2 separate regions of the Homo sapiens genome follow, and region 2 is linked to region 1. Evidence: chromatin loops called from intact Hi-C (ENCODE). Cell type or tissue: breast epithelium. All regions are shown on one strand. Links, peaks and the distances in the headings refer to the core of each region. The heading gives the core; the rest is flanking DNA.

Region 1 (16,260 bases), core at 3,585-11,584:
ACTGCAGATATCTCTTCAGGGTACTAATTTCATTTCCTTTGGGTATATACCCAGCAGAGGGATTGCTGGGTCATATTGTAGTTCAAGTTTTAATTTTTTGAGGAACCCCTATATTGTTTTCTGTAAAGGCTGTACTAATGTACCTTCCCACCAATAGGGTACAAGAGTTCCCAATGTGCCCATTGATTTTAACTCCCATTTCCTGTTATCACTTGCAAACCCTCTTATATTTTTGCCACCCGAAGAGTTCCCCTTCTTACATTTGAGATTTGCTGTATGTTAAACACTTTTGGTTACATGTTTTTCCAGAATTTCTCTATTTGGAGTAGGAGCCTCTGCCTCCTTCATTCTCTGTTATGTAACACTTATATTTTCTTCAATGCACCATTTATTTTATTTTGTTTGCTTATTATCGGTGCCCCAGGAAAATGTAAACCCATGAGGGTAAGGGCCATGTCTGTCTAATCCCTTGTCCTACTTTTCTGTGGCAGACAGTTTGTGGGCCCCACCTAGATTCCCTTAACATTCACTATTTCCATACATGCCAGTGGCTTCTTACTGCAAACATTGTGACTCTGCCCTGGGGGATTTCTTTGCCTGCAGGAGTGCCAGGTTCACATACTGGACAGGCTGGTAGGTCAGAGAGTCATCCCCTGGGAGTACTCTTTGATTCGTGAGAGATGGAAGCTAGTGAATAAATATTTCAGCTTTTCTTGCCTCTCACCTGGGCTGACTCTGAGACATTTTTCTGAGAAATGTTTTATGCAGTCTTTCCGAGGTCTGCAGTGGGACCAAATGCCAGCTGCCCACACTAGCAACATGCTTTCAAACACCGTATTGGTTGTTATCTTGCCCTGTCTCATTTTGTCATCCACCTTCCAAATTACTTTCACTCACAACCTTTTATTGGGTCTGCTTCTGGATAAAAAAATTCAAGCTGAGACACCCTATGGCTCAGAAACGTTCCTGGGGATACAACTGGATCCACTCTGAATGAATGAATGAATGCATATGAAGAAATTGTATCCAGGTCAAGCACAGTTGCTCACGCCCGTAATCCCAGCACTTTGGGAGGTGAAGGTGGGAGGAGCTTGAGCTGGTAACCACTGTTCCATTCTCTGTTTCTATGTATTTGACTTATTTAGATTCCACCTATAAATGAGATCATGCAATATTTTGGAGATCAGCCTGGGCAATAGAGTGAGACCCCATCTTAACAAAAAATTTAAAAATTATCTAGGCATGGTAATGAGCATCTGTACTCCCAGCTACTTGGGAGGCTGATCTGGGAGGACTGATTGAGCACAGCAGGTTGAGGCTGCAGTGAACCATGACTGTGCCACTGCACTCCAGCCTGGGGGACACAGCAAGACCCTGTCTCAAAAATAAATTTTAAAAAACCAGTTTTTAAAAAGGAGAAATTGCATTCAAATCCCCTAAAAGTAAAACAAGTTGCAGTTTGAAGAATTGGCATGCTACCCTTAGGCTTAAGACAGTGAAAATATCCAGGGAGTGTAATAGAGGGGAGGGAAGGGGCAGATGTGTGTCATTTGTCCATTGTCATCACTTTAAATAGAGTTCAATAGGGTATCATTCTTTCTCCTACCCATGGGACAATAGTGACTCCTGTTCAGCTTCTCCCATACTTTGTAGTACATAAACAATGATGTAGTGAACATCCTAATAATTGCATCTTTGCACATTTCTATGAGAATTGCTGTAAGAGAAATTCCTGGAAATTGCTATGAGTGTCATAAACTGTGAGTCTTTTGCATTTATCAGATCTGCCAAATTGCTCTCCAGTTTTGCATTCCTCACATCCTTAACAACAATAAGTGTAACCCACATGCTTCCTCTTTGCCAGTTTTGTATATGAATCGCAGACTTTTTGTGGCTAGAATTTGCACGTCCACAAATGTGAGTGAGGCTGATTTTCTTCTTCTGTGTTTATTACTTCTCCAAATTCTGAATCAGGAGAAAAGGAAATAGGCAGAGGGAGGTGTACAATTGGACAAAGATTATCAGAACTATTCAAAAGCCCATGCTTTTGAATAGTTTCCCAGTGGGTGGGAAAATGAGATGTTTTTGTTTTGACATGATTTCAGACGATCGTAACGAGAAAGAAATAAAATTTAGTTGATCATATTCAAAATTCTGAAGGACTGAAAGAAAGTTAAAGATGTTTACCCAATGAAGGAAGTCAGTGCAAGAGGTAGCTTGCACAAACAGGCCCCAGGGCTGGACGAGATGGTTCATGAGATGGCAAGACTGGCATACCATCGGTTGGGCGATTAAACTAAGGTCTCTTAGTTTGCCCACGATTTTATTTTCTATCATGGTGAAAGAGTTGTCATTTTTCTCTTTTATAAACAAACACAAGGGTGGTATGAAGGTGGCCTGCCTTTCAAAGGGCCCCCAGTGATCCCTTCCTGCTGGTATTCACACCTTTGTTTAACCCCCCACCTCTTGAATATAGGCTGCACTTATTACCTGTTTCAAAATGATAGAAGATGGCACAAGTTATGGGGTGTCTCTTCAATATCTAGGTTATAAGGGACTGTGACATCTGTCTTGCTAGCAGAATCTCTCTATTGCCTTCTGAGCTGGCACGATTTGATGAAGCAAGAATCTGTGTTGGAGAAGCCCACATGACAAAAAAAAGAGGGTGGAGGCCAGGTGCAGTGGCTCACACCTGTAATCTCAGCACTTTGGGAGGCTGAGGCGGGAGAATTGCTTGAGCTCAGGAGTTCAAGACCAGCCTGGATAAGATAGTGAGACCCCGTCTCTACAAAAAATAAAAATAAAAAATTAGCTGGGCATGGTGGTGCGTGCCTATAATCCCAGCTACTTGGAAGCCTGAGGCAGGAGGATTGCTTGAGCCCAGGAGTTCGAGGCTGCAGTTGAGCCACGAATTTGTCACTGCGCTCTAGTCTGGGCAACGGTGAAACCTGTCTCAAAAAAAAAAAAAAAAAAAAAAAAAAAAAAAAAAAAAAAAGAAGGAAGAAAATGAGGGTGGCCTCTGGCCAACAGTCAGTGAGAATCCAAATCCTGCCTGCCAACAGCCATGTGGCGAGTTGGGAAGTGGGTCCTTTCCTAGCTGAGCCTGCAAATGAAACTCAGGCTCTGGCCAGCAGCCTGAGTGCCTCCAGGAAAATATCCCAGAGAAAAGGACCCAGTGAAGCTGTGTCCAAATGCCTGACCCACAGGAACAGCGTGGTAATAAATGTGTGTTATTTTGAGCCGCTAAGTTTTGGGGTAATGTTTTGTGCAGCAATCAATAACTAATACAGATGGCATGTTTTATGATGAACATCACTGATTTTATGGGATTTTGATAGCACTTTCATACTCCAGAGAGATTGAAAATCTCCGTTCACCTCTTGGGGAAAGTGGAGAGAAACTAAGTTCATACCCGGTTGTATTTATATTATTTTTCTGGACAAATAAAAGTACTTTTATCCTACTCTTTTTTAATAATTAAAAAAAACAGAGATGGGAATCACACTATGTTGCCCAGGCTGGTCTCAAACTCCTGCCCACAAGTAGTCCTCCCACCTCGGCCTGCACTCAACCTCTTATCGTATTCTTCTACACCTTTATGCCTATACCTTTGTTTACACGCATCGGTTTTTTTCTTCTGATGGTCCCCTAGACATAAACTCAGGTTCATTAAATCCCGCCCTCCGACCTTTTTTTTGAGATGGCGTCTCACTCTGTGACCCAGGCTGAAGTGTAGTGGCGTCACGTCAGCTCACTGCAACCTCTGCCTCCCGGGTTCAAGCAATTCTCTTGCCTCAGCCTCCTGAGTAGCTGGGACTACAGGTGTGTACCACCAAGCCTGGCTAATCCCATTATCTTCATTCACCCTCACATCATCAAATGTTGGCCACGTCCCAGATCTTTCCCTCCGGGTGGCCCCTTGAACAAAGAGGACCTAGACATCACGGCAGAGTGTCTTAAATGATATGATATGATAGATGGAAATGATGCATAAAGAAGGACTTGGGACCCTTTCAGGCATGGTTGCAGGAAGGGCGCTGTAATGTGAACAGATGCAGGCTGTTCAGATTGTCCTCACTCGTGTCTCTGAAACCTGAACATGGTTCGCCTTAGTCAACGATGCCACTCAAGTTGCTCCTCCAAATACACAGGCTTGAGTGCCACCCTAGATTCTACTGGCTTTTAAATTTCACCTTTTTTAGGCCAGGTGCAGTGGCTCACACCTGTAATCCCAGAATTTTAGAAGGCTGAAGTGGGAGGAAGGCTTGAGCCCAGGAGTTTGAAATCAGCCTGAGCAATATGTCAAAACCCTGCCTCTACAGAAAAATACAAAAATTAACCAGGCATGGTGGTACCCGCCTGTAGTCCCAGCTACTCAGGAAGCTGGGGTGGGAGGATCACTGGCACCCGGGGGTCGAGGGTGTAGTGAGCCATGATTGCGCCGCTGCACTCCTGCCCGGGTGAAAGAGTCAGACTGTCTCAAAAAAAAAAAAACACTTTTTTTTAACAAAGGTTTTTTTAAAGTCACTTTTTTTTTTTTGGAATAGCATTTAGGGAATTGAGGGAAAATACCACCAGGCAATGGAATGAAAAGAGAAGGAAAAGCAAAGAGAAGTTATACTAACAGAGATAACCAAAGATGTTTTTTCTCCTAAGTTTAAAAGACTGGGAACTCTTAAATTCTCCGCCAGGAATAAATTCTCTGTCTCAATCCTGTTCTCTCTTGTTTCTGTCCAAGGTTAGATAAAATTATACCTATGAGGGTTAGGGGATCTATTTCACTGTTAAATGGAAACAGCTATATAAATTTTAATGTAGAGATTATATTTATCTATGTCATAACCAGGGTCTTAAAATTTTGCAATCTAATTGTTATATTCAATGGTTCTCAAACTATTCTTTTGGAGCTGAGGAAGCCTTTCTTTAAATGAAATCTCTCAGGCAAGACCAATATGTGTAGCAGTTAAAATAAGAGCTGCTGGAATACTACTCAGCAATAAAAAGGAAAAATAGGGCCAGGCGTGGTGGCTCATGCCTGTAATCCCAGCACTTTGGGAGGCTGGGGTGGGTGGATCACCTGAGGTTGGGAATTCGAGACCAGCCTGACCAACATGGAGAAACCCTGTCTCTACTAAAAATACAAAATTAGCCAGGCGTGGTGGCAGGTGCCTGTAATCCCAGCTACTCAGGAGGCTGAGGCAGGAGAATCGCTTGAACTGGGGAGGCAGAGGTTGCAGTGAGCCAAGATCGTGCCATTGCACTCTAGCCTGTGCTACAAGAGCGAAACTCCATCTCCAAAAAAAGAAAAGAAAAGAAAAGAAAAAAACGAAAAGGAAAAATAAAGCACTGATGAATAACACAATTTGCAGGAATTTCAAGGGAACTTAACTGAGTGGAAAAACCAATCTCAAAAGGTCATGTACTGCATGATCCATCCTATTTATATAATCCTGAAATGACAAAATTCTAGAGATGGAGAACAGAATAGGGATTGTCAGGGATTAGGGAGGCGAGGACCCTGGGAAATAGGTGTGGCTTTACTAGGGTAGCACAAAGGTATACTTGTAATGACTGTTCTGTGTCTTCACTGTGATGGTCCCACGTATCTACATGTGATAAAGTTGCATGGAACTGAACACACACATGCATACAAATGAGCACATGGAAAACTGGTGAAATCTGAAGAAGGTCAGTGGATTGCATCAATGTCAATTTCTTGGTCATGATGTTGTACAAGATATGCAAAACTGAGTGAGGGTATATATGGGATCTCTCTGTATTATTTCATACAACTGCATGTGAATCAATGCTGTTCTCAAAGTTGAAAGTTTTTTTAAAAACCAGAATTGCCTTAGAAGTTGTTTGGGACTCACTCCCTCCCTGTTTTCTTCTCCTTAAAGTGAGTACCTTAGAGCACCATGAAGAAACCTCAGGTCAACTCCAAGACCTGCATTTGGCAACAAGGAGCTCCCACCCAGAGATAGAGGGTGACCTGTGCTCACTACCCAGTGAGGGGGTAACAGGGCTGGAGACTCAGCCTCATCTCAACACCTCCAGATTTTCAGCCAAAGACTCTTTCTTCTAAATCTAAATTATTGTTGTTGTTTTTGAGACAGGTTCTCACTCTGTCACCCAGGCTAGAGTGCAGTGATGTGATCTCAGATCACTGCAACCTCTGCCTACCAGCCTCAAGAGATACTCCCACTTCAGTCGCCTGAGTAGCTGGGACTACGGGCAGGTGCCGCCACACCCAGCTAATTTTGTAGTTTTTGTAGAGGCAGGGTCTCACTATGTTGTTCAGGCTGATCTCAAACTCCTGCACTCAAGTGATTCAGTTGCCTCCGCCTCCCAAAGTGCTGAAATGACAGGTGTGAGCCACCACATCCAGTAAGTTCCAATTGTTTTGTCCTTGCTGAATATTTGCTGTGAAGACCAAATTAACTAAATACATGAAGCAACTTAAAATCATTAATACTGGAAGCTAATGAGGCCTTGTAAAACCCTGTGGAGAGGGTAATAATCTTAACCCTGTTTTACAAGTGAGGAAATTAGAGCACAGAGAGGTTAAGTAATTTGCCCAGAGGTAAACCCTAGTGGGTGGCTCTGCTGGGATTAGAACCCACATGGTCTGGCCCATGAGGGTTCCATAGTGCTGGGCTGAGCACATACTAATCGCACAAGATGACATGTGTCTGTGTGTGTACACGCATATGCACAGGTGTGTGTCTTTCAAAAGTCAAGTCTGCATGCCTGCTAAGGCCATCATAGAAATGAGATTTGGGTTTAAAACTCAGCACCTTTGCTAATGCTGTGTTTCTCCTACCCTCCTCCACTGGAGAAATTTAATTTGCTCAGGAATCTCCCATTTTGCCACCGGGAAAGCACAAAGTGACAGAACTTTGGCAGCTTCAACTGAGGGCTCCAGTACTTGTGGCCCAGCTGAACTTGACATTGCAAAGGGAGGGGAAGTTCCTCCCAAATGTCAGGTAGCACAGACATGGAGAGCTGGCCTCATGCCCAAACCACTACGATAATGCCCGGGCCTTGTCATTTACTGCTGTTTCTGCTCACATCATCCAAAGATGCTTCATTAGCTCCTCATTCCATCTTTATTTAGTTTTCCATCAATGTCTCTGTCACTTTTATTTCCTCTTCTTGATTTCAAAATTTGTACTTAGCTGTCAATTCCGAATATACCCACGACTTCCCCATCAGAATCAATTATTTCATAATTACATAACTCATTTGTATCAAATAAATTCTTCTAGTTATTTTTGTTGTTGCTTTTTTTTTTCTGAAATGGAGTTGCGCTCTTGTTGCCCAAGCTGGAGTGCGATGGCATGATCTCAGCTCACTGCAAACCTCTGCTTCTGGGGTTCAAGTGATTCTCCTGCCTCAGCCTCCAGAGAAGCTGGGATTACAGGCACCTGCCACCGCACAGAGCTAATTTTTTGTATTTTTAGTAGAGATGAGTTTTCACCTTGTTGGCCTATAGTTTTTAATGTGGTCACTTTTTCGGGACTATCAGAAGACCTTGAGTTTTCTATTGTCTCATGAAATGTTTCCTTGCGCTCGGATGATAAGGATCAGAGATTGGGAGAACACAGCAAGTAACATGCTGTTCACACAAGCAATTTTTATTGTTTTTACAAAAATAAATTTATATTATGATGTAGTACGCTTTTTTTTCACTTAATAAATTGTGGACTTTTTCCAACATTATTTTGATGGTTACTGTTTTGGGTTGAATAGTGTCTCCCAATAATTTATGTCCACCCAGAACCTGTGAATGTGACCTTATTTGCACATGGAGTCTTTGCAGATGTAATCATGCTAAGATGGGGTCTCCCTGGATTAGAGTGGACCCTACATCCAGTGACTGGTTTCCTATGAGAAGAAAATTTGGGCACAGAGACATAGGAGAAAGAAGACCCCGTGAGGACAGAGGCAGAAGTTGGAGCACTACAGCTACAAGCCAAGTGTCTCCGTCCATTTGTGTTGCTGTAAGGGAACACCTGAGGCTGGGTAATTTATAAAGGAAACAAGTTTATTCGGCTCACAATTCTGCAGGCTGTGTAGGAGGCATGGCACCAACACCTGCTTCTAATGAGGGCCTCAGGAAGCTTCCGCTCATGGTGGAAGGTGAAGGGGAGCTGAATTGTGTGAAGATCACATGGCAAGAGAGAAAGAAAGAGACAGAGGAAGGAGGTTCCAGGCTTTTTTGAACAACCACCTCTCGCAGGAACTGATTGAGCAAGAACCCAGTCATTACTGCAAGGACAGCACCAAGGCATTCATGAGGGGATCCATCCCCATGACCGATGGTCATGGGTGTTTAGAAATCAGGGTTGCTTTAGAAGCCTTCCATTCTGCCCTACCTCCAACACTGGGGATCAGATTTTCACATGAGATTCGGAGGAGACACACAAACCAAACTATAGCGTGAAGGAATGCTAAGGATTGCCAGTGACCACCTAAAGCTGTGAGAGAGGTATGGAACTGGTCCTGCCTCAAGGCTTTTCAGAAGGAACTTGGCCATGCCAACATCTGCATTTCAGACTCTGGCCTCCAGAACTGGGAGAGAAGAAATCTTCATTGTTTTAAGTGATCCAGTTTGTGGTCATTTGTTATGGAAGCCCTCAGAAAATAATATAGCTACTTAGCGCTGTATCACATGAATCTATTAAACATATTTAACCAATTCCCTAACAAACACTGGTTTGTTTTTCTTTTCTTTCTTTTTTTTTTTTTTTTTTTGAGATGGAATCTCGCTCTGTCACCCAGGCTGGAGTGCACTGGTGTGATCTTGGCTCACTGCTACGTCTGCTTCCCGGGTTCAAGCAGTTCTTGTGCCTCATCCTCCTGAGTAGCTGGGATTAAGGTGTGTGCCGCCACACCCTGTCAATTTTTGTATTTTTAGTAGAGATGGGGTGTTACCATGTTGCCCAGGCTGGTCGCGAACTCCTGAGCTCAGGCAATCTTCCCTTCTCGGACTCTCAGTGCTGGGATTATAGGCATGAGCCACCTTGCCTGGCCAACACTGGTTTGTTTCTATAAAGAACATTTTTTGAACTCAGATTGTTAGTTTCTGTACCCTTATGCCATTTTCTAATAACTTGTCTCCAAGTGGCCGGTGGTATAGTGCTGAGCATAGGTGCCTTTCTGGTAATTTATTTTCAAAAGTAAATTTGTTAAAGCAAAGGGATGCACTCTTTTAACAATTTTTATTTATACCACAAAGTTCATTTGCCCATCCGCCTGCAATTCATCAGAGGACCAGTTATTCTAGCTCCCATCATGAGATGGCATCATAAAATATTATGAAATACTTGCTTCTAGAATGCTTCTAGAATATCCTTATTTTTCACCACCTACCCTGTGACCTCCTGCTAGGCAGATACCATACTGTCTTGTCAACCATGGTATCCCCAGAGCCTGACACATAGTAGGTGCTCAATAAATATTTGATAAGTGACTAAATAAATAAATGGATGTCCATTAAAATCATAGCAGTGATATCCTTCCTTCCCCCAAATGAATTTTTCCATATGCAATTTGGCAACAAGGGTTAACTTATTTGTTATCATTTTAGTCCAGATCATTGATAAATATTTATAATCAAATAAGTCCCTGTGTACTCAGCAATCTGCTAGTCACTAGACAGATAGATAACAGGCTAGACAGGTAGATATAAAGCATTTTTAAAAATTGCCTTTACTTTGTGGAATTTACATTATTTTTTTGAGACGCAGTCTCTCTCTGTCGCCCAGGCTGGAGTGCAGTGGCGCTATCTCAGCTCACTGCCAGCTCCGCCTCCCAGGTACACGCCATTCTCCTGCCTCAGCCTTCTGAGGGGCTGGGACTACAGGTGCCCACCACCACGCCTGGCTAATTTTTTTTTTTTTTTTGTATTTTTAGTAGAGACGGGATTTCACTGGGTTAGCCAGGATGGTCTCGATCTCCTGATCTCGTGATCCGCCCGCCTCGGCCTTCCGAAATGCTGGGATTACAGGTGTGAGCCACGGCGCCCAGCCAGGAATTTATTTTTTAAAAGCTGTTCTTGGGTTTATTCTTTTCCTATATGCAGCTAATTTTTCTTTTTTAATAACAACTTTACTAAAATATAACCTATATACTAGTATATTCACCCTTTTAAAGTTATAATTCAGGACGGGTGTGGTGGCTCACCCATGTAATCCCAGCAGCATGGGAGGCCAAGGCAGTTGGTTTTATAGGGCCAGGAGTTCGAGACCAGCCAGGCTAACATGGTGAAACACCTCTCTACTAAAAAACAAACAAAAATTAGCAGGGCGTGGGGGCACCCACCTATAATCAGAACTTCTCGGGAGGCTGGGGCACAAGAATTGCTTGAACCCAGGAGACAGAGGTTGCAGTGAGCCGAGATCATGTCACTGCACTCCAGCCTGGCCAACAGAGTGAGACTTTGTCTCAAAAAAAAAAAAAAATGTTGTGCAGCTATCACCACTGTCTAATTTAGATCCTCTTTCTGCAAAATTCCATATTTATTAACAGCCACTCTCCGTTCCTTTCTCCTCCCAGGAACTAGCCACTACTAATCTTCTTTCTATCTCTATAAATTTGTCTATTCGCATCCAGGCAACCTTGCACCTCTGCTGGACAGGGTTTATGCCTGTGTTTCGTAATTCCATAATGCTTTGCATCTTTAGGAATTTGACAGATGCCTAAATGGCCAATGGCAAACACCCAGAAGCTCTGCAGAATTCTAAAACATCATTCAGATTTAGTAAATGAAAGCAGAAAAGTCCATCATATTTTAGGAAAATCTTCTGTCCATGGGGTCAAAAAAAATTTTTGTTTAATTAAACCCTCAGTTTTGTTGTACATGTTCACTTTTTGTGCATTTTTGCTGGTATTTCTTGCTCAAGGAAACAGCTCTGTCAATATACTTGCCGCATAATGAACTCCATCAATTCACTGCCATGCTGGGTCTTCGCATTTATGATGACACTTCCTCTGCCTTATGTTATCAGGAAGTGAAGGCTTCCATAGAAGTACATTTTCCAGATAACTAAAGTTAGCTCTTTCAAAGGCCACTCCTGAATTTCAATTATATTTTCTTATGAACGTCATTCTAAAATGCATACATATGGTGGATGTCTGGACAGAATTCTAAGATGATTCCCCAAGACACCCCTGCCCAGGTGTACACGTCCTATTTAGTCACCAGACCTTTGAACATTATAGATCTCACTCCTGTGATTAGGTCACGTCACATGGCACAGTTGCCTTAACAAAGAGAGCTTAGCCAATGGGCATGCCATAAGTCCTTTAAATCTGGGTCCAGAGGTCAGAGACAAAGACATCAGGGATTAGGAGCTTAAGAAAGATTCAGACCGGGCACAGTGGCATGTACCTGAAGTCCCGGCACTTTGGGAGGCGGAGGCAGGCAAATTGCTTGAACCCAGGAGTTTGAGACCAGCCTAGACAATATGATGAAACACCACCTCTGCAAAAAGTACAAAAATTAGCTGGATGTGGTGGCATGCATCAGTTGTCCCAGATACTGAGGAGGCTGAGGTGGGAGGATCTCTTGAGCTTGGGAGGCTGAGGCTGCAGTGAGCTGTGATAGCACCACAGAACTGCAGCCTGGGTAGCAGAGTGAGACACTGTCTCACAAAAGAAAAAGAAAGTTTCAGGGCACCATGTTGGGTTGAGCATGGAGGGGGCATCCGGCAAGGAATGGGGACATCCTCTAGGAGCTGACGGCAGCCCCAGCTGAGAGCCAGCAAGGAAACAAACACCTCAGATCTATAGCCACAAGAAGCTGAATGCCACCACCCATAGCAATGAATGTGAAAGAAGACTTTTCCCCAGATCCTCTAGGCAAGAACATAGCCCAACTGACACTGATTTCAGCCTTATGATACCCTAAGTACAGAACTCAGTCATTTTGTTCCAGACTTCTAACCTACAAAACTCTGAGTTCATAAATGGATGGCATTGGAAGCCACTCACTAAGTGTGTGGTAATTTGCTAGACAGAAATAGCAACAACAGGAAACTAACACAAACACCTGTCTTTTAAATAACTGTGTTCATTTTACTATAAAACAACTTTAAAAAAATCTCTTTCTTTTAAAGAAAATCTCTATTTCATGATGCCTTGACTAGCCCAGAGGAGAGGATAAGAAAAGTGGTCTTGGTGCGAGGGTGGAAGTATGGGTTGCCACTTCAAGTCATGTCATTAGATGGGGGGTTAGCAGAGGCAAATCAAGACAGTCATGATTGCTTTGCAAATGTTTGAACTGATTCAGACGAATGTTAAAATCTGCCACATCTATTCCAGTAAAAATGGTAGAAAAAACCCTGCCACAGCATCCAATAAGTGTGGGAAAAGATGCTCAACATCATTAACATCAGGGAAATGCAAATCAAAACCACAATGAGATACTGCTTCACACCCACTGCGATGACTGTAGTCCAAAAGTCAGATAATAACAAGTGTTGGCAAAAATGTGGGGAAATGGAAACCCTTACACAGTTGTCCCTCCCTATCCTTAGGGAATGGGTTCCAGGACCCCCTGAGGATACCGGAATCTGTAGATGTTCAAGTCCCCTATATAAAGTGGCACAACATTCACGTATAACTTACACACTTCATCCTGTATATGTTAAATCATCTCTAGATTACTTACAATATCTAATACAATGTAAACGCTATGTAAACAATTGTCATACTTTCCTTTTTATCTTTTTTTAGTGTATTGTTATTCTTATTGGTTTTATTGGTTTATGTTTCAATATGCAGTTGGCTGAATCCTTGGATGCAGAACTCAATGATATGGAGACTAACTGTACGTTGTTGGTGGAATGTAAAATGGTGCAGCTGCTTTGGAAGAGACTGAACGTCCCTCTGATGGTTAAAAGTGGAGTAAACACATGACCTAGATATTCCACTCTTAGGTATTTACCTAAGTGACATGAAACACAAGTCCACACCAAAACTTGGACTAGAATGTTCATAGCAGCATTATTCATAACGGCCAAAAAGTAGCAACTACCCAAATACCTATCAACTGACTAATGGATATATAATATGTGCTATAGCCATACAATGGAATATCATTTGGCAATAAATAGAGATTAAGTACTGATATATACTACAGTATTTATGAACCTTGAAAACATTATGCTAAGTGAAAGAAGCCAGGAGGACCCAGTGTAAGATTTCACTTATAAGAAATGTCCAGAATAGGCAAAGCTATAGAAAGAGAAAGAAGATTAGTGGTGCCTGGAGCTGGGCGAAGCAGTGGGGATTTAGGAATGAGGGCTATGAGGGGTAGGATTTCTTTTAGGGGTTGTGGAAATGTTCTAAAATTGATCATATTGATGGATGCACAATACTGTGAACACACCAAAAGCAATTGAATTGCACACTTCAAATGGATGAATTGTACAGCATATGAAGTATATCTCAATATAACGGTTTTTTTTTTAAAAAAAGATGCACAATATATTGCAGGGCCACTCAGAAACCACCTGGTGTGTACAGGGAGGGGCCCACGAGCCGGCCAGGCCCTTCAGCATCTTCTCAGGGGAACTTGGCACTGTCTGCATACATGATGTAAAAGGTGACCAGGGAGCAGCAAAGCCAAGAGCTGAGGAGTAGAATTCTTGCAGCTGCAGCTGCTCAGAAATCCCCATTCAGGGCTTTACTGGCAAGGTTCACCTTGGTTAAAATCTCATCATGCCTTTTCTGTAGTCAGAGTGATGTCAAGACTGATTAATGGTTTGACTAAAAATATAACAATGATGAGAAAATGAGAAAAGAGGAGGTGGGGTGTAAAGGGAGCTAAATCCACATCTATCCCAACCAGAAATAAATACATAACAGTTAATGTTGGTAAACTGTGCAATAGGAGTGGAAGCATCTCATTTAGACATGTAGAAGTGGCTGCCTCGTGGATCAGCTAAGGTATTTAATGTGGCTGCCTCTGAGAAGGGGCCATATGGAGACAGATAGGGGAGGAGAGGGCTATATTTTACTTTGAGATTTTTAGGTGCTACATTATTTTTTAAACTATTAAATTGAACCATATGAAATTGCCATTTTCACAGGTGCAAAATGGTTGAAGACAGGGAATTTCATATGATTCAAACTTGTATCTGAATGCATTTATTTTGGTTACATATTTTGAAAAATAATAAAGTCTATTGGATAAAAGATGTCTGTATTAGTCCGTTCTCACACTGCTAAGAAAGACATACCTGAGACTGAGTAATTTATAAAAGAAAGAGGTTGAATTGACTCTCACTTTAGCATGACTGAGGAGGCCTCAGGAAACTTACAATTATGGAGGAAAGGGAAGCCAACACATCCTTCTTCACACGGCAGCAGTGAGAATCGAGCAAAGGGGCAAGCCCCTTGTAAAACCATCGGATCTTGTGAGAACTCCTATCTTAAGAACAGCATGGAGGTAACCACCCCCATGATTCAATCGCCTCCCACCCAGTCTGTCCCGTGACATGTGGGGATTATGGGAACTACAATTCACGATGATATTTGGGCAGGGACACAGCCAAACCGTATCAATATTCAAATACAACTTGGTCATCTGCCAAAACATTTAGCCCTTTGAAAGTGAAGAAGGAAGATGAGCAGGTAAAGAATCACTTCTGGAGCCCTCAGCATGTGCGAGGCACTTACCTTGTGCATCGAATTCTCATAGCAGCCCCACAGGTAGGCAGGTAGGAACCAGTCTCATTTCGAATTTAAAGGTAACAAACATAAGACCCAAAGTCCGGGCATGGCGGCTCATGCCAGTAATCTCAGCGCTTTGGCAGGCCCAGGCAGGTGGATTGCTTGAGCTCCGGAGTTAAAAACAAGCCTAGACAACATAATGAGACTCCATCTCTACAAAAAATAAAAAGTAAATTAGCCAGGCATGGTGGTTCATGCCTATAGTCCCTGCTACTCGAGAGGTTGAGGTGGGAGGATCACTTGAGTCCAGGAGGTAGAGGCTGTAATGAACCCTAATCACGCCACTGCATTCCAGGCTGGGTGACAGAGCGAGATTCTGTCTGGGAAAATAAATAAATAAATACAAAATAAATAAGAGAAAGAAGTACACATTTAAGATCTGACATGAAAAACATCCTTGACATATCGTTAAGGTGGGGAGGGCCTCTATGTAAAACAAATAAGCAAATCCATTTTGATCACTTATATTTTTCTAGAAAATTATTATTTTCATCTATGTTTTCAAATTTACTGGTTTAATCTATGCATAGTAATCTCACAGATTAAAAAAGGTTAAAGGTGAAAGAAAGTTGCCAATCCACATGTAAAGAAGGATGGCAATTTGTCACACTATTATTTCATTTTATTTTATTTTTATTCTAGCTAGCTGGCATTTGGGGTCAGTTTGGTTCCCCTGCGAGGCAGAGAGAGACAGAGTTAGGAGTGTGGGAGGGAGTTATTCGGGGTAATACCTGTAAAAGATAAAGGCAGGGGTAGAGCGAGGTGGCTCACACCTGTAATCTCAGCACATTCTCAGCCCAAGGTGGGAGGATCGCTTGAGCCCAGGAGTTAGAGACTAAACTCACCATCACAGTGAGATCCCATCTCTACAAAAAGTGAACAAATAGGCCGGGCACAGTGGCTCACGCTTGTAATCCCAGCACTTTGGAAGACGGAGGTGTGTGGATCACCTCAGGTCAGGCGTTTGAGACCAGCCTGGCCAACATGGAGAAACTCCATCTCTACTAAAGAAAAATAAAATAAAATTAGCTGGGTATGGGGGTGCACACCTGTAATCCGAGCTACCTGGGATACTGAGGCAGGAGAATCACTTGAACCCAGAGGCAGAAGTTGCAATGAGCCGAGATGGAGCCATTGCACTCTGACCTGGGCAACAGAGGGAGACTCTGTCTCAAAATAGTAACAATAATAAAATAAATAAATAAATATTAGCTAGGTGTGCTGCTGCTTTCCTATACGACCAGCTACTTGAGAGACTGAGGCAAGATGATCCCTTCAGCCCACAAGTTTAAGCTGCAATGAGCTATGATTGCACCATGGCACTCCAGCCTGGGCAACAGAGGGAGACCCTGTCTCTGAAAACATAAATTAAAAAAAATATTGTGGGGCGCAGTGGCTCACACCTGTAATCCCAGCACTTTGGGAGGCCAAGGCGGGCAGATCAGGAGGTCAGGAGATGGAGACCATCCTGGCTAACACGGTGAAACCCCGTGTCTTCTAAAAATACAAAAAATTAGC
Region 2 (16,260 bases), core at 4,115-12,114, 77 kb after region 1:
TTGTCGAATAGTGGTTACTGAGGGTCATGGAGAAAAATATAAGTTTGCAGGCTTTTGGCGGAAGCTTCTGGGCACAGTAATAGGTGAGCCTCATTCTTGGGCAGTGAATGCAGGCAAGTGGATGGCGTAAATGTTTATTTTAAGGGGGCAGTCATTTATTTTTCAGGCAGAAAGTTTATACAGCTTGAGAGAATTATTTGAAAGGAAATGAGAGCCATGGCCTATAGTACTTATGGGACTGGTCTGCCTTCCTTCTCTCTGCCCAGCTATGAAAATGAGGTTTACCCCTTCCCTGCAGCCCCCACAGCCACCACACACCTCCAGGTCTCACCATGCAGACCTCTGCACAAGGACAGTTGTTTTTGGAAAGAGCTCCACGTTGCAGCCTCAGATGGTCCCCGCTGAAGGATAAACTTAAACAAGCTTTGTGGATGTAATGAAGCTGGCCCTTGAAGCCAGGGAATTTAGCCATGTGGCTGAGAATACAGGCCTTGGCTTCTAAGGCAGAAAATCGAGCCTGGACTTGTCATTCATCCATGATGTGATCCTGGCCTCCCTTTCCCCACTTTTAAATAGATTGGTAGACTAAATGCTCCCACAAAGTCCCTTCCAGCTCTAATGTGATATTTCGGGAAAGAGGTGCGGCATATTTTAACTCACAGCTCTGCCGGCAAAAGTTCCTTGGTGCATCCTGTGCTGCTCCCTGGGCCGTGTTGTCTCTCTAATCCTTTTCTCAGCTCTTATTCCTTTATTGATTCCTTCAAAATATTCACATTGTAACAGCTGGAACAAGAAAACAAAAGAAACAACATTTTCATTTTACCTTAATTTAATTGAAAAATTCACACGTTACAGGAAACGGGTGTATACAATTCTAAGTCTCTGACTTGTAAATTTGAATTACCTCATCTGCCTTTTTGGGAAAATATTGCCATTGGTCTAGTAATATTATATTTGAATAAAGCTTTTTGGTTTTTTTTTTTGCTTTTGTTGAGATAGAGTCTTGCTCTGTCACCCAGGCTGGAGTGCAATGACATGATCTGGGCTCACTGACACCTCTGTCTCCCAGGTTCAAGCAATTCTTTTGCCCCAGCCTCCCAAGTAGTTGGGACTATGGATGCACGCTACCACACGCAGATAATTTTTGTATTTTTAATAGAGACAGAGTTTCGCCATGTTGACCAGGCTGGTCCTGAACTCCTGATCTCAAGTGATCCACCTACCTCGGCCTCCCAAAGTACTGGGATTACAGGTGTGAGGCATGGCAATGCAATGGGCTCCTGGAATATAGCCCTCAAGAAGACAAAGAACTTTCTAGAGTGGAATTTTATTCTAGTGGAGAAGGCAGACAATACTTAAGTAAACAAGTAAATAATAAGTTAATTTTAGGTCATTGTTAATTTTTTTTTTTTTTTTGAGACAGAGTCTTGCTCTGTGGCCCAGGCTAGAGTGCAGTGGCATGATCTTGGTTCACTGCAACCTCTGTCTCCCGGGTTCAAGCGATTCTTCTGCCCCAGCCTCCAGAGTAGCTGGGATTACAGACGTGTGCCACAATGCCTGGATAATTTTTGTATTTTTAGTAAAGACGGGGTTTCACCATATTGGCCATGCTGGTCTCGAACTCCTGACCTCATGTGATCCACTTGCCTTGGTCTCCCAAAGTGCTGGGATTACAGGCGTGAGCCACAGTGTCTGGCCCACTGTTAATGTTAGTCCAAGAGGCAGTAGAGCATAGTCATGCTTGACTTTGAATTGTCACTGATGAGCTGTGTGGTCTTAGGAAAGTTACTTAACCTCTCTGTGCTTCAATTTCTTTATCTGTAAAATGGAGATAAGATTATCTGCCTCAGTGTTGTTGAGAGAATTAAAGGAGTTAACATGGAAAGCTCTTAACACAGTGCCTATATAAGCTTTAGCTGCCATCATTATCATCATCCTCACCACCACCACCATCATTATCATCATTATTAATCTGCCACTATTTTCACCAATTCTTCTTTAATTTCTCTCTCTTTTTCCTGGCCTTTAGAGTCAGGTAGCCCCAGACTTGAATCCCATCCATCACCTACTAGGTGTGTGTATTAGTCTGTTCTCAAGCTGCTAATAAAGACACACCTGAGACTGGGTAATTTATAAGGGAAAGAGGTTTAATGGACTAACAGTTCCACATGGCTGCGGAGGCCTCACAATCACGGTGGAAGATGAAGGAAGAGCAAAAGGGCATCTTACATGGCAGCGGGCAAAAAGAGAATAAGAGACAAGTGAAAGGGGAAACCCCTTATAAAACCTTCAGATCTCGTGAGATTTATTCACAACCACGAGAACAGTAAGGGGGAAACTGCCCACAGGATTCAATTACCTCCCACCAGATCCCTCCCACAACACGTGGGAATTGCAGGAACTACAATTCAAGAAGAGATTTGGGCAGGGACACACAGCCAAACCCTATCAGTGTGTGACTTTCAATAAGTCACATCACCTATCTGATTTTTAGTTTCCTCATATACAGAAAGAGGATGACAATAATAATGATAGTAACGCTTCCTTCTACAATAGGATATTGTGAAGATTAAATCATAACGTGGTTCTGGTGCCTAGTGGAACCTCATAAACATTCACTTTCTTCCTCTTACTTCACATATTTCTATTTGGGCTTTTTTTTTTTTTTTTTTAAGAGAGGGTCTCACTCTGTCGCCCAGACTGGAGTGCAGCGGCGCGATCTCCGCTAACTGTAACCTCTGCCTCAAGCGAACCTCAAGCGATCCTGCCTCAGTCTCCCAAGCAGCTGGGGTTACAGGCACACGCCACTACTGCCCGGGGCTAATTTTTTTTTTTTTTTGTATTTTTAGTAGAAATGGGGTTTCACCATGTTGGCCAGGCTGGTCTCAAACTCCTGACCTCAAATGGTTCACCTGCCTCGGCTTCCCAAAGTGCTGGGATAACAGGCATGAGCCACCACGCCCGGCCACGTATTTCTATGTACTTTTTTTTTAATAGAACTGGTTTCCTTCCTATGCATTTTACGTCATGAAAAACATTATCCTGAAATGGGGTTGGAGCTTTCCCAACTGCTAAAGGGGTCCATAGCAACCACTGTAAACGTCTTGGGTTTGATCAGCTCAGTACTTTCTGATGGTGTTCATAAGCTTCTTCACCTGTTTGATATTTCTCCAGCCATCAAAATCCTTCATTAAAATTGGCAGAAAGAAAATGTGTTGCTTTTTCTGAATGCTTAGTGTTAATAATATTTATGCAATAAAACCAAACAAACACAAAGAACAGGTAATTTAATAGCCATAAGATAGAAAAAAGAGATTGTGTTGAAATTTTCTGATATAATATTGTGTCACTTCTTTTCTATCAACACTTTTGGTGAAAACAAGAGTTATAAGGTTTTTTTTTTTTTTTTTAAAGCGTAAAATAGGGGTGGGGTGGCTCATACCTATTGTCCCAGGTACTCAGGAGACTGAGACAAGAGGATCGCTTGAGCCCAGGATTTTGAAGTTTCAATGAGCCACGATCATGCTACTGCACTCCAGGCTGGGTGACAAAGTGAGACTATATCTCGAAGAAATAAATAAATATAAAAATAGGAAAGAGAAATGTTCTCATTACATAGAGAATATAGTACAAGGATTAACTAATCTTAGAATGATAGATTGTCATTAGCACAACAGATGGTTTAAATGGTCTGACTCCATTAGAGAAAAAAAATGTTTTTTGTTGTTGTTGTTGATACAGTGTCCCTGTCTCTCACCCAGGCTAGAGTGCAGTGGTGTGATCTCAGTTCACTGCAACCTCCGCCTCCTGGGTTCAAGCAATTCTCCTCCCTCAGCCTCTGGAGTAGCTGAGATTACAGATGTCTGCCACCACACCCGGCTAATTTTTGTATTTTTAGTAGAGACAGGATTTCACCATGCTGGCCAGGCTGATCTTGAACTCCGGACCTTAAGTGATCCCCCATCTCAGCCTCCCAAAATGCTGGTATTACAGGGGTGAGCAACCGAGCCTGGCCAAACATGTATTCTTAACATGTTATTTTTCTGACAGCCTCTATCTCTGCCTGCTTCTCCCAGATGTGATATTTTTAAAAAATTATAATCTTTTTGGCCTTGTTCACACAAAATCTAAAACATACACCTCATTGACCCATTGCTTAATTTCCCCTCACCTTATTTTTTTAAATTGTTGTAAGACACATTTAATATAAAATTTATCATCTCAACCATTTTAGGTGTATATACAGTTTAGTAGCATTAAATACATTCACACTGCTGTGTCAACACCATCACTGTCCATCCTCAGAACTTCTTTCATCTTATAAAACTCAAACTTTCACCCATGAAACAATAAGCTTTCATCCACTCTCCAACCCATCTCCTAGCAACCAGCACTCTACCTTCTATCTCTACGAGTTTGATGACTCTAGGTCCCACCTATAAGTGGAATCACACAGTATTTGTCTCTTTATGTCTGGCTTATTTCACTCAGCGTAGTGTCCTCAAAGTTCATCCATGTGGTAGCACGTGTCAGAATTTCCTTGTTTTCTAAGGCCAAATACTATTTCATTACATGGATACATTGCATTTTGTTTATCCACTCATCTGTTAATGGACACTTGGCTTGCTTGCACCTATTGGCTACTGTGATACGTGCTGCTATAAACATGGGTGTGCAAATATATCTTTGAGTCCCTGCTTTCAATTTTTTTGGGTAGACACCCAGCAGTGGAATTGCTGGATCATACGGTCAGTCTATGGATGGTTAATACTGAGTGTCAACTTAATTGGATTAAACGGTGCAAAGTGTTGATCCTGGGTGTGTCTGTGAGGGTTTTGCCAAAGGAGATTAATGTTTGAGTCAGTGGACTGGGAGAGGTAGACCCAACCTCAGTCTAGGTGGGCACCATCTAATCAGCTGCCAGTGCGGCCAGAATAAAAGCAGCCAGAAGAACATGGAGAGATTAGACTAGCTCAGCCTCCGAGCCTACATCTTTCTCCCATGCTGGATGCTTCCTGCCCTTGAACATCGGACTCCAAGTTCTTCAGCTTTGGGATTCGGACTGGCTTCCTTGCTCCTCAGCTTGTGGAAGGTCTATTGTGACCCTGTGATCGTGTGAGTTAATACTCCTTAATAAACTCCCCTCTATATATACATCTATCCTATTAGTTCTGTCCCTCTAGAGAACCCTGACTAATACAGTCTATGTCTAGCTTTTTGAGGAACTGCCCTACTGTTTTAGCAGCTGCACCATTTTACATTCTCACCAGAGTGCACAAGGGTTCCAATTTCTCCACATTTTTGCCAACATTTATATTTTCTTTTGAGACAGATTCTCACTTTGTCACCCAGGCTGGAGTGAAGTGCTGCAATCATAGCTCACGCAGCAGCCTCAACCTCTCAGGCTCAGGCAATCCTCCTGCCTCAGCCTCCTGAGTGGCTGGGACTACAGGCACCTGCTACCATACCCAACTAATTTTTTGTGTTATTTGTAGAGATGGGATCTCCCTGGGTTGCCCAGACTGGTCTTGAACTCCTGGCCTCAAACAATCCTCCAGACTCGGCCTCCCAAAGTGCTGGGATCGCAGACATAAGCTGCAGCACCCAGCCAACACTTGTGTTTTCTGTTTTGTTTTGTTTTTAATAGTAGCCATCCTAATTGATGTAAAGTGGTATATCTTTGTGGTTTTGATTTACATTTGCCAGATGATTATTGATGTTGAGCAGGTGTTCATGTGCCATGACTTTCTTTTTTTCCAGTGGATAGTGGCCTCCTTTATTGGATTCAGTATGAGAACAAGGAGACCTGGGTTCAGCTCTATTACTTACCAGGTAGCACATCACTGGGCAGATAACTGCCCCTTCTTTAATCCTGACACCTTTTTTGTTTGTTTGTTTGTTTGAGATGGAGACTCACTGTTGCCCCAGGCTGGAGTACAGTTGTGCGATCTCAATTCATTGCAACCTTCTTCACCTCCAGGGTTCAAGCAATTCTGCTTCAGCCTCCCGAGTAGCTGGGATTACAGGTGCCTGCCACCACCGCCGACTAATTTTTTGTATTTTTAGTAGAGATGGGGTTTCACCATGCTAACCAGGCTGGTCTTGAACTCCTGACCTCCAGTGATCTGCCCACCTCGGCCTCCCAAACTGCTGGGATTATGGGCATGAGCCACTGTGTCCTGCCTAATCCTGACATATTTTTAAGGGGACAAATCTAGTTTTACTTTTCTGTCTATTTTATATTTGCTTTTATTATTTTAATTACACAGGAAATTCAACTTTGCTGCAGGAGAAATAGAAAATACAAATAAGCAGTTAGGGGAAAAAAAGGACTCTCATAATCCAACACCCAGAGATAAAACATTATTAACATTTATAAGAATATTAAATATGCTATCTTCTAACCAACCTTTTTACTGAAAATATTACAGCTGTCTTCCTAAGTCAATCATACAGGTAAACAAATTGTTTTTCTGTCAGTATAATATTCTTTACAAACATGCTATAAGGCTTCAACTCAGCCAGGCATGGTGGCTCGCACCTGTAATCCCAGAACTTTGGGCGGCTGAGGTGGGGGGGATCACCTGAGGTCAAGAGTTTGAGACCAGCCCGGCCAACGTGGGGAAACCCTGTCTACTAAAAATAAAAAATTAGCTGGGCATGGTGGCATGTGTCTGTAATCCCAGCTACCCAGGAGGCTGAAACAGGAGAATCACTGGAACCTGGGAGGCGGAGGTTGCAGTGAGCCAAGATCCTGCCACTGCACTCCAGCTTGGGCGACAGAGTGAGACTCCATCTCAAATAAATAAATAAATAAATAGTTTCAACTCATCCCCATCTCCTGGACATTTCTTTTTGTTTTGTTTTGAGACAGATCAGATTCTAGCTCTGTTGCCTAGGCTGGAGTGAAGTGGCACGATATTGACTCACTGCAACCTCTGCCTCCTGGGTTCAAGTGATTCTCCTGTTTCAGCCTCCCGAGTAGCTGGGACTACAGGTGTGTGCCACCTCGCCCAGCTAATTTTTGTATTTTTAGTAGAGACATGGTTTCACCATGTTGGCCAGGCTGGTCTCAAGCTTCTGAGCTCAAGTGATCCACCCGCCACGGCCTCCCAAAGTGCTGGGATTACAGACATGAGCCACTGTGCCCAGTCTATTTAGGTTATTTCCATTCTGCACATTTTAAGTCACTTATGAATAGGGTGACTCCTTTACGCAGTGGTTTCTTTATGCTGTGTCTGAGTGATTCCTGAAGCTTGAACTGAGTGGCAGGGACACAGTGTGGATATTTACATTGAGCAAATGAAGACTTTGGACTCTGGCCCCGCACAGAGCTCCTCACTGTCAGCCTGGAAGTTTGTTTTTTTTTTTTTTCCCACACTCTGAGCTCATTCCCATTGTGAAAATGAGAAGTCATCAAGAGGTCACAAGATGACATGAGATGATAATACCTGTAGGGGAATGTTGACTTCTAAAGAAAAGAGAAGGGATCATTATTTACCGATAACCTACCATTTCATGGCATTTCCCAGCACAGTGTATGTAGCACAACTCCAGTTCAATGCCCCCTGATATTTAATATAATAAAGAGTCTCATGGCCCCCAGAGGTTACATCACACAGGAAGAAGACAAACATGAGCATAAACAGGAAGATTTTATACTTCTCACTGAATCTCTCTCACCGTTTCCCTCTTGTCTGCCAGGTACCAGGTGCCAGAAAATCTCCCACCTCCCTTGTCCCAGTAAAAGGATAAAGCATTCAGTGGCCCCTGGTAGCTCTTTTTCAGGTTCTCACAGATCTCAAACACCCTATCCCTTCCCTTCCACCAGAGGACTTGACGCCCCACCCAAAGCACACTCCGACCCACTTCCCACACGGCAGCCAGAATGGGAAATCAGCCTCAACCCACATAGGAATCATGATGAGTGCGGCTGACACTCACCACGTGCTTCATGTACACCAGGCACTGGATGTGCATGTACACAGGCCCTGCACATAACATCCTGTTTGAAGGGCACAAAAATCCCAAGAGGATGGTATTGCTACTCCCGCTTTACAAAAAGAAAAAGGAACAGAGGCTCAGAGAGTCCCAACACACCATGGCTCATCAGCAGGGAGCGAGTTTTTAACCCCAAGTCTGTGAGATCCTGGTGCTCCCAACTAGTATATTTTAGTGCCTCTTTGAACCATGACATTGGCCATGAAGAAAGTGGTAGCATCTCATCACATGTTCTAGAGAGGCCACTGGAACATCTTCTAGACTTTCTAAAGAGAGAGTTAACCTCTTCTTCTAATCAATATATAAGAACCATGTGTCACATTAATAAAGCTAATCATGTAATTGCAGATATATGTATACATACATACACATATATACATATGTATACATGCACTCATATATATACCTATGCACAGTAGATGCATACATATATGCATACATTTGTATGTATGAATTTACATACACAATTGCATATAGACAAACACTATATACATGCATATATATAAAGTATAAGGTCAGAAACTAAATACAGTATATATGTATGTATATATATGTAAATGTGTATATATATATGAACTCATGTATATACATTCACATATATATGTACATATGAGTCAGATCAGAAATTACATTTATTTTTCTTGTTCATGTGTTTCTTCTTCAGTGATATATCCCCACCATTCTGTGAGAATGGTTGGAAATTCTGATCACTTCACACCCAAATTCTCTGGTTTGTTGCAAATTTTTTTTCTCAAAATAATACTACTCAAATTTTAAAAATATATTTATTTTTAAAAGAGTTGGGCATATCTGATATAGCTTAGGCTAAGCTAAGTGTTCATGGTTTCTATCCAGTGAAATATGAGTGAACAAGAGTTTGGGGAGATTTAAGGATGGATTCATATGCAGCCATTAGAATATTTCCGGAATACCTACCTACTAGAAGCGGAACTTATAACATATTATGATCATGCTTGTGGAAATTTATGCTGGCTAGCATTTGGGGGACATCGCCTGGATCAAGGCCAAGGTCACTCTTGTCTCTAGCACACATGCAGATATGCTTCTCATCACAGTAGATACCTTAATTCAGAATGATCCTACAGAAGCAGACATCCCTACCAGATTGCTATTGCTGTGAATGCAACTCCGAAGGGGACTGGACCACAGGCAGCTGGACTTTACATAAGTTACAACAGGAATTTCTGTCCAATGGATAAGCTTGGCCTTTATGACATACACATCAGAGGAAAGAGTTAGCCAACAGGTAGGAGCTACTGTGAGGCTGATTTCAAATATGTTGCCTTTTTCCTATCTTCAGCCTTTAAGATAGTGCAAATCTTTCTATTTTCTCCCTACCTCCAGCTTTAAGTCCCTTCCAGTGATTGCCAAAATCTGAAGCCCAAAAGTGGGGATAGGAAGAAAGCTTGACCCAAAAGTGTCCTTGGATGTTGTGAATACAATGCGTTCATAATTTTTCTTGTCACACTGTATCACACACTAGTTCTAGCTTTTATGTCTCATGATCCTCCACCAGAATGTATAAAATTTAAAAAAGACTGTCAGTACTAACAACTGGTAAGGCTGTAGAGCAATAGGACACAATGCTTTTGGGAATGTGAATTGGCAGTATCACTTTGGAAAACTGCTTGGCAGTATCTGATAATACTGAACACATGTATGTTCCCATGACCCAGAAATTTCACTCTTAAAGGCATACTCCCCCTAGAATGAGTGCTTATGTGCACCAAAAGACATGCATAAGAATATTTTAAGCAGATTTATTTGCTACAACTCGAAGCTGGGAAACAAAACAAAACAAATGTCCATTGAGAACAGAAAGGATAAATGCGGTATGCTCATGAAATGGAATACTATACAGTCATGAAAAAGAACAAACTGGAGCCACGTGCAATAAGTTAGATTAATTCACAGACATGACTGAAAGAAACCAGACATAAAAGAGAACATAATGTGTGGTCCTATTTGTATGAAGTTCAAAAATAGGCAAAATTATCTATGGCAATAGAAGTCAGAAGAGAAGTCAGAATAGAAGTCAGAATTATTTCCCTTCTTAGGGAGAGAATTTACTGGCAGGACGGGGCGTGATGGCTCACGCCTGTAATCCCAACACTTTAGGAGGTTGAGGTGGGAGGATTTCTTGAGCCCAGGAATTCCAGACCAGCCCTGGCAATATAGGAAGACCTCATCTCTTTTTAAAAAAAATTTTTTTTAAATTTTGGTGCATGCCTGTCATCCCAGTTACTTGGGAAGCTGAGGTGGAGGATTGCTTTAGTCTAAGAGGTCGGGGCTGCAGTGAGCTATGATCACACCACTGCACTCTAGCCTGGGTGACAGAGCACAAGACCCTGTCTCAAAAAATAAAAATAAAGAAATATGTATGTGTTTACTATGTGACAGGAACTGTTTGTAAATAAAGGACTTTCTAAGAGACAATCAGAAGGGGGACACTTTCCAGCCTGGCTCAGCATCTCCAAAATGCAAATGAAGATATTACTCTCCCTCGTGAATTTCAGAGATACCCTCCCTGCTCTCATTCTGGAGAGACCAGTGGGAAAAATTGACCCTTCCTTGGCCCCAGTGTCCTCTGCCCACCGCCTCCTCCCTGAGAGCAGACATCCCAGCACTTCCGCTGGAACCCGACAAGCTGTCTCCCTCTGCCACAGGACACTCAGCCAGAGAGTCACTGGTCACTCTGTGGAAGGTTAATTGCTGGTCCCACTACAATAATTACACCCACGGCTAGAACATGGAGCAAAGCAACAAATTTCAACATCACAGGGTGGAGAGGGCAGGGAGAATCACAAAGCTGTTGAAACTGAAGTTCTCAATGCGTGCGATTTATGGCTGAGCAGCTATCTCAGTCTGTAGCATCAAAGCCTTAGGTGAGAGCAGAGGTGACAGGGACACCCAATGCCTCGGTGGCCAGTTCCTGCTCAATTTGAGGTCACAGGTCACATGAGATCTATCTGTTGACTTGGAAACTCTTCAAATCTGGGCACAACTCCCTGTGCCCACAGATAACTCCATTCTTCTCACACGCTTTTGGGTATCTCGAGTGGTGATTGAGAATAGCTCCTGCTCCTCTCCTTCTCTGCCAGCTGCTAGAGGAAATGTCTCCGCTATGAATAGTAGGAATTGTGTTTAATATTTGCGAGATTTGCTTCAAAATCATGTGGATAGGCCGGGCGCGGTGGCTCATGCCTGTAATCCCAGCACTTTGGGAGGCCGAGGCGGGCGGATCACAAGGTCAGGAGATCGAGACCATCCTGGCTAACATGGGGAAACCCTGTATCTATTAAATATACAAAAAAATTAGACAGGCGTGGTGGCGGGTGCCTGTAGTTCCAGCTACTCAGGAGGCTGAGGCAGGAGAATGGCCTGAACCCGGAAGGCAGAGCTTTCAGTGAGCTGAGATCACACCACTGCACTGCAGCCTGGGCGACAGAGCTGGACTCCATCTCAAAAAAAAAAATAAAAAAAGGTCTGGATAGCAGTTACCTTTGGTAGAGTTATAGATAACCCTGAGATTAGCCATTAGTTACAAGTAACTTCAAAATCAGTAATTAATTTATGAGTAGTGGGTACATGGGGTCCATGAAGCCATTCACTCTCGTTTTGTATTTGTTTGAATTTTTTCATATTAATATCTTCTTATTACATTTTCATATTAATGCAAAAACAAAACATGTTTTTTGAAGGAGCATGGTGGCTCACATCTGTAATCCCAGCACTTTGGGAGGTCAAGGTGGGAGGACCACTTGGGCCCAGGAGTTCAAGACTAGCCTGGGCAACATAGCAAGTCCCTGTCCCTACACACACACACACACACACACACACACAATTAGCCACACAGGCATGGCCTGGTGGTGTGCATTTGTGGTTACAGCGACCCCATGAGCTGATGTGGGAGGATTACTTGAGCCCAGGACATCGAGGCTGCCATGAGTCGTGATCGTGCCACCACTGACCTCCAGTCTAGTGACAGGGAAAGCCAATCGCAAAAGAAGGGGAAAAAAAAGACAATCGACTAAGCTGAACGAAATAAAATCCAAAGTAAGAATTCAGGGAAGGCCTTCAAAGAAGACATTCCAGGCCGAGCACAGTGGCTCATGCCTGTAATCCCCGCACTTTGGGAGGCTGAGGGTGAGTGGATCACCTGAGGTCAGGAGTTCAAACCAGCCTAGCCAACATGGTGAAACTCCATCTCTACTAAAAATACAAAAATTAGCCGGGCATGGTGGTGGGTGGCTGTAATCCTAGCTACTTGGGAGGCTGAGGCTGGAGAATCACTTGAAACCGGAAGGCTGAAGTTGCAAAAAGCTGAGATCACTGCAAAAAATTAGCTTGGCTAACTTTTTACGTTTCTTTATTTGTAGAGACAAGATCTTACTATGTTGCCCAAGCTAGTCTTGAACTCCTGGGCTCAAATGATCCTCCATCCTTGGCCGCCCAAAGTGCTGGGATTACAGATGTAAGCCACCACACCCAGCCCTTATGTTTAATTTTAAACAAAAGTGCAGCTTTAGATGATCTCATCTTAACCACCAATAAGACCAGGCATTATGTAAGGGGGAGAACTGAGGCTCAGAAGAAATGAGTGGCATGCCTCAGATCCACCAGCTCATGGTAAAAGAGCAAGAACGGGAATCTAGGCCTGCCAATATAGTCTTGTATTCTCCCTCTGTGACTACATCCTGGAGGCCTCAACACCCATCCTTGCTGTTTGATAGGTCACTTCCAGCACTGACGTTGGAGAGAAACCAAGAAGCAGCACAGGGGTTGGGATTAGGAGGTGCATCCATGTCATCTGTGTATTCGTGGGAAGCAACTGTACAGGAAGAGCGTTCCCCTGGGCTGGGTTTTCCCAGTATCAGACCCTGGGACAACGATGTGAAGGCAAGTGGTTTATTTGGGAGGTGACCCCAGGTAGCACTGGTCCCCTACCAGTGCTTTTTTGTTGGTTTTTGCTGATTTTTATTTTTTTGCTGTTCTTGTTTTTTTTTTTTTTTTTTTGTCTTTTCTTTTTCTTTTTTTTAGACTGGGTCTCATTGTCACCCAGGCTGGAGTGCAGTGGCACAATCACAGCTCACTGCAGCCTTGACCTCCCAAGCTCAAGCAATCTTTCTGTCTCAGCCTCCCAAATTGCTGAGATTACAGGTGTGAGCTACCATGCCTGGCCTATGTCTTTTATTTCTTTTTTCTTTCTTTCTTTTTTTTTTTTGAGACAGAGTCTCGCTCCATCACCCAGGCTGGAGTGCAGTGGCGCAATCTCGGCTCACTGCAAGCTCCGCCTCCCAGGTTCACGCCATTCTCCTGCCTCAGCCTCCCGAGTAGCTGGGACTACAGGTACCCGCTGCCACACCCGACTAATTTTTTGTATTTTTAGTAGAGACGGGGTTTCATCGTAGACAGGATGATCTCAATCTCCTGACCTTGTGATCTGCCTGCCTTGGACTCCCAAAGTGCTGGGATTACAGGTATGAGCCACCACACCTGGCTTTTATTTCTAATAATCCATCCTTCCCTACCAAAAAGACACCTGCACTCACATGTTCATCACAGCACATTCACAATATAAAAGAAATGGAATCAACCTAGGACTGGATACAGAAAATGTGGTACATATACACCATGGAATACTATGCAGCCATAAAAAAGAGAATGAAATCATGTCCTTTGCAGCAACATGGATGCAGCTGGAGGCCATGATCCTAAGCAAATTAACACAGAAACAAAACCCCAAAATACCCCATGTTCTCTCTTACAAGTGGGAACTAATCATTGGGTACACATGGACATAAAGATGGGGACAACAGACACTCTAGAAGTGGGGAGGGAGGGGAGGAGGCAAAACTGAAAAACTACCTATCAAGTACTATGCTCACTGTTTGGGTGACGGGTCCAATTGAATCTCTAACTCAGCATCACACAACATACTCATGTAACAAATCTGTACATGTACCCCCTGAATCTAAAATTTACAACAAAATTGAAAAACAATCTATCCTTCAGAAATACTCACCCAGGCATACAACAATGTAATTGTTGCAGCATTGGTTATAACCAACAAAAAAAATGAAAACAACCTCAGTGTCCATGAACTGGGGATTAGTGAAATAAACAGAAGCACAGCTGTATTATGGAGCACTCAGCAGCAGTTTAGATGTACTGTTATGGTAAGAGGTCCCTGATATATTGTTATATGGAAGAAGAAAAAAAAGCAAGTTGCAACAAAATAGGTTTTGCCTTATTTAATGTTTTCTATATTTAAAAAAAAACGAAGGGCCAGGTGCAGTGGCTCATGCCTGTAATCCCAGCACTCGAGGAGGCCAAGGTGGGCAGAATGCTTGAGTCCAGGAGTGTGATACCAACCTGGGTAACACAGCAAAACCCCATTTCTGCTAAAACATTAGCCAGGCATGGTGGCGTGCACCTGTAATTTCAGCTGCTCGGGAGGCTGAGGTGGGAGAAACACCTGAGCCCAGGAGGTCGAGGCTGCAATGAGCCATGATTGTACCACTGCACTCCAGCCTGGGCAACCAGCCAGAGTGAGACCCTGTCTAAAACATAAATAAATAAATAAATTAAATAAAACAATGAGGAAGGCTACTCACTAAACTACAGATGGTGATTTCCTCTGGGGAGTGACATTGGAGGATAAGGGATTAGAGAAAATTTTTACTTTCTTTTTCTTTTTCTTTTTTTTGAGACAGGGTCTCACTCCGTCACCCAGACTGGAGTGCAGTGGTGCCACCTTGGCTCACTGCAGCCTCAGCCTCCTGGGCTCAAGGGATCCTCCCCACTCAGCCTCCTGAGTAGCTGGGACTATAGCCATGTGCCACCATGCCCAGCTAAAATGTTTCCTTTTTTCTGTATATACTTTTGCCTTTTCATTTTTACAATGAATCCATATTACTTTCGCCATAAAACCAAGGCAAAATTATATATGTAATAAAAGCTCAACTTCTTGGCAGGGCAAAGTGGTAGCTGAGCAGATACTGGGAAAAGACTGCCTCAGTAGCTAGCTGGATTCAGCCAAGAGGTGACCAGGAATCCTCACGTCTACCTGCTCAGGGTGTCATTTGTAGGCATCCATGATCTATTGATCATGGCTGTGTAAGGCACAAACCAACCTCAGCCTTCACCTCACTGGCACCAGATGCCCATCAAGTCTCAGCCTTTAATTGACTTTTCTAGCTTACCTCCTGTCTCTTGGGTCTATGGGTTTAGTAATTTCCACTGGGTCACACTGTAAACCCTTATACTGAGAACAAAACAACATCATTAAGAGGAAGTATGGTGTTGTGTTTGAAAGCATTCATGCTCTGGAGGCACTGCCTCGGTTTGAATCCTGGGAGTCCTAATAACTAGCTCTGTGACCCTTAAGCTTGTTGCTTAACTTCTCTGAGCCACAGCCTCCTTATCTGTAAAATAGTAACAATAATACGACCTATATAATAGGGTTCTTCTGAGGATTAAATAAAAAAAAATACAATGAAGTGTTCAGAAAGTAGTGCCTGGTACCTGGCAATGGCTCAATAAATATGAGTTACTATTTTTTTAAATTTTACTTTAAGTTCTGAGATACATGTGCAGAACATGCAGGCTTGTTACATAGGTATACATATGCCATGGTGGTTTGCTGCACCTATCAACCCATCATCTAGGTTTTAAGCCCTGCAGGCATTAGGTATTTGTCCTAATGCTCTCCCTCCCCTTGCCCCCGACCTCCGACAGGCCCAGGTGTGTGATGTTCCCCTGCCTGTATCTATGTGTTCAAATGTGAGTTACTATTTTATTTGTTTGTTTGTTTGTTTGTTTATTTATTGAGACAGTGTCTCACTCTGTTGTCTGGGCTGGAGTGCAGTGGCATGATCATAGCTCACTGCATCCTAGACCTCCTGGGCTCAAGCGATCCTCCTACCCCAGCCTTCCGAGTAGTTAGGACTATAGCTGTGCGCCACCACGCCGGGCTAATTTTTGTGTTTTTTGTAGAGACAAGGTCTCACTATGTTGCCCAGGCTGGTCTTGAACTCTTGGGTTCAAGTGATCCTCCCACCTCTGCCTCCCAAAGTGCTGGGATTACAAGTGTCAGCCACCATATCTGGCCATGAGTTGCTAGTTTAATCACTCTTTATTGAGCACCTACTACCTATCAGGACTTTTCATATGCTATTTGTTATTTTTCCAACTTCTCCACAAAGCAGGTATTGTTTATTCCTGTCTTATAGGTAA

The links. Peaks named below come from ENCODE experiments on the same cell type or tissue, not always from the same donor. Only the 100,000 strongest peaks of a DNase experiment are listed, where the experiment ranks them.
Region 2: it touches region 1 in a loop (37-fold over the local background); 1 of 110 quality-filtered maps calls a loop at or near these places.

Annotation. Positions count from the first base shown.
Region 1 is chr12:114,528,379-114,544,638 of GRCh38, forward strand. No RefSeq gene overlaps it. Among named protein-coding and RNA genes, the nearest start is that of TBX5-AS1, 130 kb to the left of the region's middle. RefSeq lists an enhancer at 1,042-1,211. In breast epithelium, for the core only: no CTCF peak of the experiment used is centred there; a DNase peak (open chromatin) is centred at 6,969.
Region 2 is chr12:114,604,362-114,620,621 of GRCh38, forward strand. No RefSeq gene overlaps it. Among named protein-coding and RNA genes, the nearest start is that of TBX3-AS1, 70 kb to the right of the region's middle. RefSeq lists a silencer at 14,380-14,564. In breast epithelium, for the core only: no CTCF peak of the experiment used is centred there; no DNase peak of the experiment used is centred there.